Linked DNA regions of Homo sapiens: region 1 is linked to region 2. Evidence: read pairs that join two places in POLR2A ChIA-PET (ENCODE). Cell type or tissue: PC-3. All regions are shown on one strand. Each heading gives the region's core, and the rest is flanking DNA. Links, peaks and the distances in the headings are about the cores only. Region 1 overlaps SMAD9 (SMAD family member 9). Region 2 overlaps DCLK1 (doublecortin like kinase 1).

Region 1 (4,399 bases), core at 145-4,144, 980 kb after region 2:
CAGGCTAGAGTGCAGTGGCACAATCTCAGCTCACTGCAGCCTCCGACTCCTGGATTCAAGCGATTCTCGTGCCTCAGTCTCCGGAGTAGCTGAATTACAGACATGCACCACCACGCCCAGCTAACTTTTGTATTTTTAGTAGAGACAGGGTTTCACCATGTTGGCCAGGCTGGTCTCAAACTGCTGACCTCAAGTGATCCGCCTGCCTAAGCCTCCCAAAGTGCTGGGATTACAGGCGGGAGCCACTGCACCCGGCTAGACTGTACTCTTAAAAATGGTTAAAATGGGCTGGGTGCAGTGGAGCATGCCTATAATCCCAGCACTTTCGGAGGCCGAGGCGGGTGGATCACCTGAGGTCAGGAGTTCATGACCAGCCTAACATGGTGAAACCCCGTCTCTACTAAATACAAAAAAATTAGCCGGGTGTGGTGGCACATGTCTGTAATCCGAGGTACTTGGAAGGCTGAGGCAGGAGAATGGCTTGTACCTGGGAGGTGGAGGTTGCAGTGAGCCGAGATTGTGCCATTGCACTCCAGCCTGGGCAACAAGAGCAAAACTCCATCTCAAAAAAAAAAAATGGTTAAACAAATTTTGTGTTAGATATATTTCACCACTACTTGAAAAAAATTAACATATGAGAAACCACTGAATTGTACATTTGAAATGGGTGGTTGTATGGTATGTGAATTATACCTCAATAGAGCTTTTTAAAAAATTTAGAGGCTGAACCAGTAAATCGCAAAGGTTCCTTTTACTCTTGTTTATCTACAGGTCTGTTACTCAGGTTGGCATTTTGCTGTTAATCATTCAGACAAGAATTATTTTCTTTGAAGTGAAAAGGGCTATGCCTTCTGTGAGAAACTAACCAGCTTCTGCATCACTGTTGGTGTCTGTCCTGCTTGGGTGGGAAGAGTAAAAAGAACATCAACCTGTCAGAGTAACCAGGGCAGGAATTCAAAGTCAGCACAGGAAGTCTTTGTAGCATAGAGGTGTGTTAGGTAAATATATATTTTGCAACACTATTATCCTCCTGTTCCTTAACCAAGGTTCTGTCCTCAAATGACTTCTCTTTCTGTTGTATTTCTTCTTTCTCAGTGAACTCAGCCACTTGCAAAACTTCAACCATCTGCTCCTACACTGAGTTAATGACTCTCAAGCTACCCTCCAGCATCTCTGCCTTCACCCTACAGTAAGTCCTGTTGGACCTCCCTCCCCCAATTCACTGCCCTCTTTCCAACCCCATATCCCTGTTTTAGTTCAACTCCTTATAATCACTTGCCTGGACTGCTACAGGCTACCTGTATGTGATGGCTCTCAATAGCTACTGACTCCTGAAGGTCAGAGACCACAGTAGTCCCCCCTTCTCCACCAGAGATACAGTCCGAGACCCCCAGTGGCTACCTGAAGTTGTGGCTAGTACAGAATACCACATATACTATGTTTTTTTTCCTATACATACCTGTGATAAAGTTTAATTTATAAATTAAACACAGTAAGAGATTAGGAACAGTAACTAATAATAAAGTAAAACAACTAGAACAATATGCCAGCATCACTACTCTTGCACTCTGTGGTCACTATTAAATCAGAGTGACCTCAACAGTAGATCTGATCACAGAGACAGCTACTAATTGACTCACAGGTGGATAGCATCTACAACGTGGATGCGCTGGGCAATGGAATGATTCAGAACCTGGATAGGATGGCACGAAGTTTCATCCCCACATACAATTTAAAATTTATGAACTGTTTATTTCTGGAATTTTCCATCCAGTATTTTCAGGCTGCAACTGACCTCTGGTAGCTGAAACCTCAGATAAGGGGGGACAACTACACCGTCTTAATCATCACTGCACCTCTAGCACTGGCCCAGTGCCAGACACTTAGCAGGTGCTCAGTCATCACTTACTGAGTCAATAAAACCTGTGCCTATGGTCTGGAGCTCCATGTCCATGTTCTAATGCCTGTGTGGGCTGGGTGCAGTGGCTCCTGCCTGTAATCTCAGCACTTTGGGAGGCCGAGGTGGGCAGATCACCTGAGGTCAGGAGTTCGAGACCAGCCTGGCCAACATGGTGAAACCCCGTCTCTACTAAAAATGCAAAAACTAGCTGGGCATGGTGGTACACCCCTGCAATCCCAGCTATTTGGGAGACTGAGGTGGGAGAATTGCTTGAACCTGGGAGGCAGAGACTGCAGTAAGCCAGGATCATGCCACTGCACTCCAACCTGGGTGACAGAGCAAGACTCCGTCTCAAAATAAAAAATAAAAAATAAAAATAAATAAACGCCTGTGTAGTAATTTATTTATTCAATAAGCAACTGATGAGCAACCACTGCATTTCAGGCTCTGTGCTAGACATAGAAAAAAGAAGGCTCGCTGTTCAATGGGGAAAATAGACACACAGGAATTATATAATATAGTGCAACAAATATAATAGATGCTTATGTAACTTGCTGAGGAGCAAAAGGAACTAAGTAACTGAGAGGTGAAGAGGCAATTCCCTCTTTATCTTCCCACATCGTAGGGACAATTTTTATTAACCTTTTAATTCCCCTTTCAGCAATCCTAAGGCAATGCTTGCATATAGTAAGAGTTTAATAAATATCCATTAAATAAATGATTATAGGAATAAATGAATGAGGCAGATTGTAACATCTGGCACCAAATGTATTTATGCATGCCTTTAGGAACTTGTCAGCTCCGCACAGTATTTATCTCACACTCACAAAGTGCATATGTATCTTTTATTCATTATCTCAACTTAGATCCACTTTACAGGTATGGTAGCAAGAGCAATTATGACAGCATGCTAGAGGCTCCCTTTCCCTTCCATATGCTTTCTCAATTCAGCAAACTGAAGAGCTCTATATTTAAGATGCTGTCCTGGCTTCACATGGCAGAAAGGGATAATGCACTGGCTGGAGCTGGGGCTTCACTTTCTGCCTCACTCAAAGGATGCAGGCATATGTTTTAGGCAAGGGCTTCCTTTGATTGTTGAAAGAGGCAACCAAGGTAAAGGCCTAGCATTGATCTTCCATGTTGCTTGTCCTCAGGCCAAGTCTTCTGCTTGGATTACAGAAGTCTTTTCATCTTATTTCTACTGCCTTAAAAAAAAAAATCCTTGGAAATTCCCAGGGATACTATTCAAATCCATTTAGTTTCTGAGAGCTTCCAGAGCATTAGAACTAAAACTAGAGGAAAAACATGTTCTATCTCCAGGGTAACTGCTTCAAAATAGGTATAGTCCTAATCATTTTAAGGCTGATTGCTTTGTAAACTGTTTATACTATATGAATGACAGTTACAATGACTGTCATTGTGACTGTTCATCATAAATCATGATGTTGGGCTTATTTTCCCGTATTTCCCCACAGACCATAGTTCTTACTGACCTGAGTGTTGATAGGGACTCTCTGGCTCAGAAGGACTTCCTGGGGAGTGAGGGTAGCTGGCCGTGCACGGGGACTGGGAGAACGCGTGGCTGGGTGAGGGAGGGAGTGCAGAGCACGGAGGCTGCTGGAAAGAGTCAGGATAGGTGGCGTTGTGTGGCATGAGTGGCTCACTGTGCAGGGAGGCGCTGCGGAACTTGGCCAGGAGGCTGAGCTGGGGGTTATATTCACTGTGTCTTGGCACGAGCACAGGAGGCAGTACTAGGATCAGAAAGGAACAAGGCAGTTAGAATTGAACATTGCTCATCAGTACACAACAGAGTGGATACTTGCTGTTCTTATCTATTTTTTGTTTATGATAGAGCTGTTTTTCCCCTTGGGAACTACTCCCATTAGTCTTTGTGCTCATCATAAAACTGTCGATTAAGTCCCCATCTCCACCTAAGAAGCAAGCATGTGAGTAAGCTAAGGTAACAGTCTTCTCCTTGTAACCGGAATCTTAAGCAGAATGTCATAATTCACAAAAGCATTTGGAGAAGGATCTTTCTAGTGTCAGCACTCTAAAGAGACCTGCTCTTTATTCCTACCTTGGAAATGACCAGAGCTGTCCTAATACCTGGCCTTCTGGCAACCTGATTGTTACGTCTTTCTTTAATTCTGCCAAATAAGTCTTTTTTTCCCCCAAGGCAAAATCAGTTTCTCTTGCTTGCAATGAAACCCTAAGTGATCCCCAGAATATTTTTCCTTCAGAGATCATGTTGAATTATTTAGATGACCAGACTCAATTTCAGGTTCAGTAGTGCCACTGAAATAAAAACATTCTATGTGTCCTTAATGGAAAGATTTCAAGGTGAGTAATTAAAAGTTATTAAGTAAAACACAAACGGTGAATAATAATAAAAGTGACTAAGTAAAAGATGAGCAGCAGCAGGGCACAGTGGCTCACGCCTGTAATACCAGCACTTTGAGAGGCCGAGGCAGCCAGATCACCTGAGATCAGGAGTTTGAG
Region 2 (4,399 bases), core at 82-4,081:
ACCAAAGACATCTACCCTATCTGAGTAGTTTCCTTTAAGGTTCTGAACTACTGGGTTCGGGGCAAGGAGTCCAGCAGAGGTGAAGGGGCAAGCAGCTTTCCCAGAAAGATTTGAAATATTCCTGCTGTTGGCTCACAACACCATTCTAAGTTTATTCATTAACTTATCCCCTTGGCAAATATTTTTTGAACATCCACTGTGTGACATACAAAAAAGAATAAAACCCCGTTTCTATCCTTAAAGAACAAAGGCAAGCCATATTAACAACTTTGACAAAGTCATCAATAGCTACCATTTATTGAGCACTTCCTGTGTGCCAGTCACTTACTACTGGTTGAGCATCCCTGACCTGAAAATCCAAAATCTGAAATGCTTCAAAATCCAAAACTTTTTGAGTGCTGACATGATGCCACAAGTGAAAGATTCTGCACCTGACCTCCTGTGACAGGTCACAGTCAAAATGCAGGTACATTGCACAGGTTATTCAGCGTCTCCAAGAGAGTCACTGCACAGTGTCCTACCTTTTAATCAAAACACAGCATGGTAAGTGGAGACTAAAGCCTGCACTGTCTGTTGTTGCTGCTGTTTAACAGCTGATCCAGGTATTCTGTGATGCTGCTGTGCTGCTTAGTTAATCTGCACACATTATTTTTTTCCTGTATTAATGGTGTATCATATTTTTTACTGTTAAGTACTTATGTGTGAATAAGTGCAGGAAAATGATTGCTTATTGGTAGCCTATAAATTCAGAGTCAGTAATGATGGTGATGCCAAATCACCACAGATCATCCACTGGGGTGGCTGAGATAGTGACACCTTTGCTTTCTGATGGTACAACATACATGAACTTTGTATCATGCATACAATTACTATAAAAATAATATAAAATCACCTTCAAGCTTATATGTATAAAGCGTACATGAAACATAAATGAATTTAATATTTAGACTTGGGTCCCATCGCTAAGATATCTCATGTATATGCAAATATTCCAAAATCAAACAAACAAACAAAAAAAAAACAACCAAACCCTTGTATCTGAAATACTTCTGGCCCCAAGCATTTTGGACAGGGATACTCAACGTGTACTTCCCCAACATGCATGACCTTACTATTTAATGCTAAGAGCTAAGCGCAAATGCAGCCCCATTTTAAAGATGAACTTAAGGCTTAGCACGGCAAGGAATTTATCCAGGGGCACACAGCTACACGGCATCTGCGCCAGAACTTGAACTTGGTGCAGTCTGACGCCAGAGCCCAAGCGTGTATTCCCAGGGTGTAACTGGCACCCTACCTAGGAAGGGCTCTCGCAGTGGAGAGGAGGGAGATTACTCCAGCCTGGGAACAGGTGGGAGGAAAGCTAATATGCACTGGGCACCTCGCTCTGCTACACAATCTTATCTTTGAGCAGTGCCTAGAGGCAGGGTGTAAGAGTGTCCTCAAGAAAAAGAGGAAGCAGCATGTGGAAAGACACAAGGCACAGAGGTGCCCAGGGAAGACAACGCCAGAAGGTGCTCAGCGGAGGGGTGGGAGTGAACAGCCCAGTGTGCCATGCTACACAGACACTTCAGCTCTTCCTTGTTGAGAGTCTTCTTCCCTCCTGAGCCCGCCATTAATGTGTAGGCACGAGGAGCAGAGAGGACCAAGAGAAGATGAACAAGAGCTCAGATTCTGGCAGCATTTCATCTCCAAACTCTCACTGACCATGACCTCTATTTTCAAATATTTGGCTGCTGTAATGATGATTAACAAAAGACTGACTCCAAACTGGGGCATGATTACAAAGATAATCATATTCAAGTAGACTTTGATGCACACTTTCCTTTTTCTTTTTGAGACAGGGTCTAGCTCTGTTGCCCAGGCTGGAATGCAGTTGTGTGATCATGGCTCACTGCAACCTCAAACTCCTTGACTCAAGTAATCCTCTAGCCTCCCCAGTAGCTGTGACTATAAGTGTGCAGCACCACATCCAGCTAAGTTTCAAAATTTTTTTGTAGAGGTGGAATGTTGCCATGTTGTTCAGGCTAGTCTCGAACGATCTCAAGCGATTCTCCCACCTTGGCCTCTTAAAGTGCTGGGAGAGGCCAAAGTGCTGGGATTATAGTCATGAGCCGCCACACCTGGTCACTGAATATGTATTTTTCTAACAGGAAAGGTAAAAAAAAAAAAAAATTAGATGAAAATTCACTGGATGGATTTTAAAGTTTCCTTTGGTCATTCAGAATTATTCTTATTATACCTTTAGAAATATGAACAATTGAATACCAGTAGCTGGATGCTTCATGGTTCTTGGGGGCAGCATTTACTTTTAGACTGGTCCCATTTAAATTACATGTAGGTATATTTTTCTACATTGTATCTATTTTAAAGTGCAATATGACATGATGCACACGCTAATCTTATTCCCACTTCTTGGACTGAGTAAATTGTCTTCTGTAAGTGATATCAGAAGTGGCTAATTATGTCTTTGCATTTATGGCATGTGGGTAGCTATCTCTATAAATTATTTTATGACAAGATTTTAGAGAGGAACACAAATAAAGCACCTATTTTATAAAAAAACTAACCATTTTACAGTCATCTTCTTTATAACTCAGTGTTCATATACTATAGCAAAAAAAAACAAAACAAAACAGTAATTGCCTATACTCTATACAGTTGAGAGTAAACGCTCTTTTAGTATAATGAATATATTTTTCAGTGAAAGTAAAATGAATAAATTTTTAATAGAAAAAACTATTACATCTACTACCAACAATATCAAATTTTTAAAAAATTCTACAAACGCCAGATTGATTTTTTTATGATTTTTTTTTTTGTAGTTCACATAAACCTAAAACTCTCTCTAACAAAAATTGCTATTTTTCTCCTCCAAACATTCTTAGAATAATACAAGTAAGGCGCTTTGTTTTGACATCATTATTCAGGAAAACTTCAAGGATGAGATGTTAAACGTATATATGCCCCAAAAGGAAAGTAATATTTTGAATATTTATTTTCAAACAAGGAAGAAAATTGGTAAGATTTGCTGTTAGAACACACAATTTTCAGAGAGACTTTGCTTAGACTGTATATAGAACAACAAAGAAAAGTAAAAGTAAGTGAGGTCTCTAAAATATGCTGTTAGGCCAGGCGTAGTGGCTCACACTTGTAATCCTAGCACTTTGGGAGGCCAAGGAGGGTGGATCACCTGAGGTCAGGAGTTCGAGACCAGCCTGACCAACATGGTGAAATCCTGTTACTACTAAAAATACAAAAATTAGACGGGTATGGTGCATGCGCCTGTAATCCCAGCTACTTGGGAGGCTGAAGCAGGAGAATCGCTTGAACTCGGAAGCCGGAGGTCGCAGTGAGCAAAGATTGCGCCATTGCACCCCAGCCGGGGCAACAAAAGCAAAATTCCACCTCAAAAAAAAAAAAAAAAAAAAAGTTAAAATATGCTGTTAGAACTTGATATATAGAAAAAAAAAAGTAAAGATTTTTTTTTCTTTGAAAGAAAACAGCAAAGTTCGTCTTATTGAGGCATCCAGTAAAGCTCCACAGAGAAATCATTCCCTCGTGTCTCTTCTGCACTCGGCCTTGGCAGGATAAGATGAAGAGGACGCAGTCCCTACCTCAGGTAAACCTTTAGAGGGGAGGGAGAGACAACTCCACCCTCAGATCATTCCAACATAAGGTGCTAAGTATGCTGGGGTAGAAGACAGAGGTGTGTGGAGGGGGCTCTAGATGCTCAGAAAACGGACATTTAACCCATCTTGAGGGTTGTGAGTGTGGAGGCTCATAGCACAGGGAACACTTGCGGTGCACCTTAGAGAATGTGCAGAGATAAACTAGGTGAAGAGAAGAGCAGGTGCCCCAGGCTACAGGACAGCATGGTCCAGGGCAGGAGAGGTCTAAGGCAGAACAGAGAGTGTGGGAAGGAGAACTGCCAGCCATTCTTCATTATCGGGCCATTGAATTAGAACAGAAGATGAATCAAGAGGATTCTGGAGTGGCAGATAAGGACCAGATGATGTAGGGTATTTGGGACCATTTAAAGAGGATGGGAGAAGGGTGGTAAGGAGGCTCCTTACTCAACAAAATATTTTAAAAGAATAAGTAAGACTTGATCTAAAACGATTTGCCTTTTAGAGAGAACACTGGGAGGCAATGTGGAGGATGGAGCTGAGGAGTGCAAGGTTGCAGGCAAGGAAACCAGACAGGGGCCTGTGCTGTGCTAGGGAAGTGAGGAGTGCCTGGACCTAGCCATGATAGCAAGAATGGAAGGCGGGAACCAGGTGTGAGGTAAGACTGGCTGGATCAGAGAGATCTGACTTTTTAGGAGCTCCATAAATAGCCAAGGGGTGAAGAAACCAATATGTAGAAGGAATTCTTGGACAACGTTGCTTGGGCTATGGCA

What was found. Peaks named below come from ENCODE experiments on the same cell type or tissue, not always from the same donor. Only the 100,000 strongest peaks of a DNase experiment are listed, where the experiment ranks them.
Region 1: POLR2A ChIA-PET joins it to region 2 with 7 read pairs; 1 of 35 experiments calls an interaction of 5 or more read pairs at or near these places.

The regions. Positions count from the first base shown.
Region 1 is chr13:36,869,265-36,873,663 of GRCh38, forward strand. SMAD9 (SMAD family member 9) reads right to left here. Exons shown (of 7, transcript NM_001127217.3): 3 at 3,394-3,651. Among named protein-coding and RNA genes, the nearest start is that of SMAD9, 49 kb to the right of the region's middle. In PC-3, for the core only: no CTCF peak of the experiment used is centred there; a DNase peak (open chromatin) is centred at 1,867; H3K27ac peaks cover 1,024 bases.
Region 2 is chr13:35,893,131-35,897,529 of GRCh38, forward strand. The region is part of intron 4 of DCLK1 (doublecortin like kinase 1); the gene reads right to left. It overlaps LOC105370163 (a long non-coding RNA gene), which reads left to right. Exons shown (of 3, transcript XR_941855.3): 2 at 3,497-3,619. Among named protein-coding and RNA genes, the nearest start is that of LINC00445, 200 kb to the left of the region's middle. RefSeq lists an enhancer at 1-341. In PC-3, for the core only: no CTCF peak of the experiment used is centred there; no DNase peak of the experiment used is centred there; H3K27ac peaks cover 57 bases.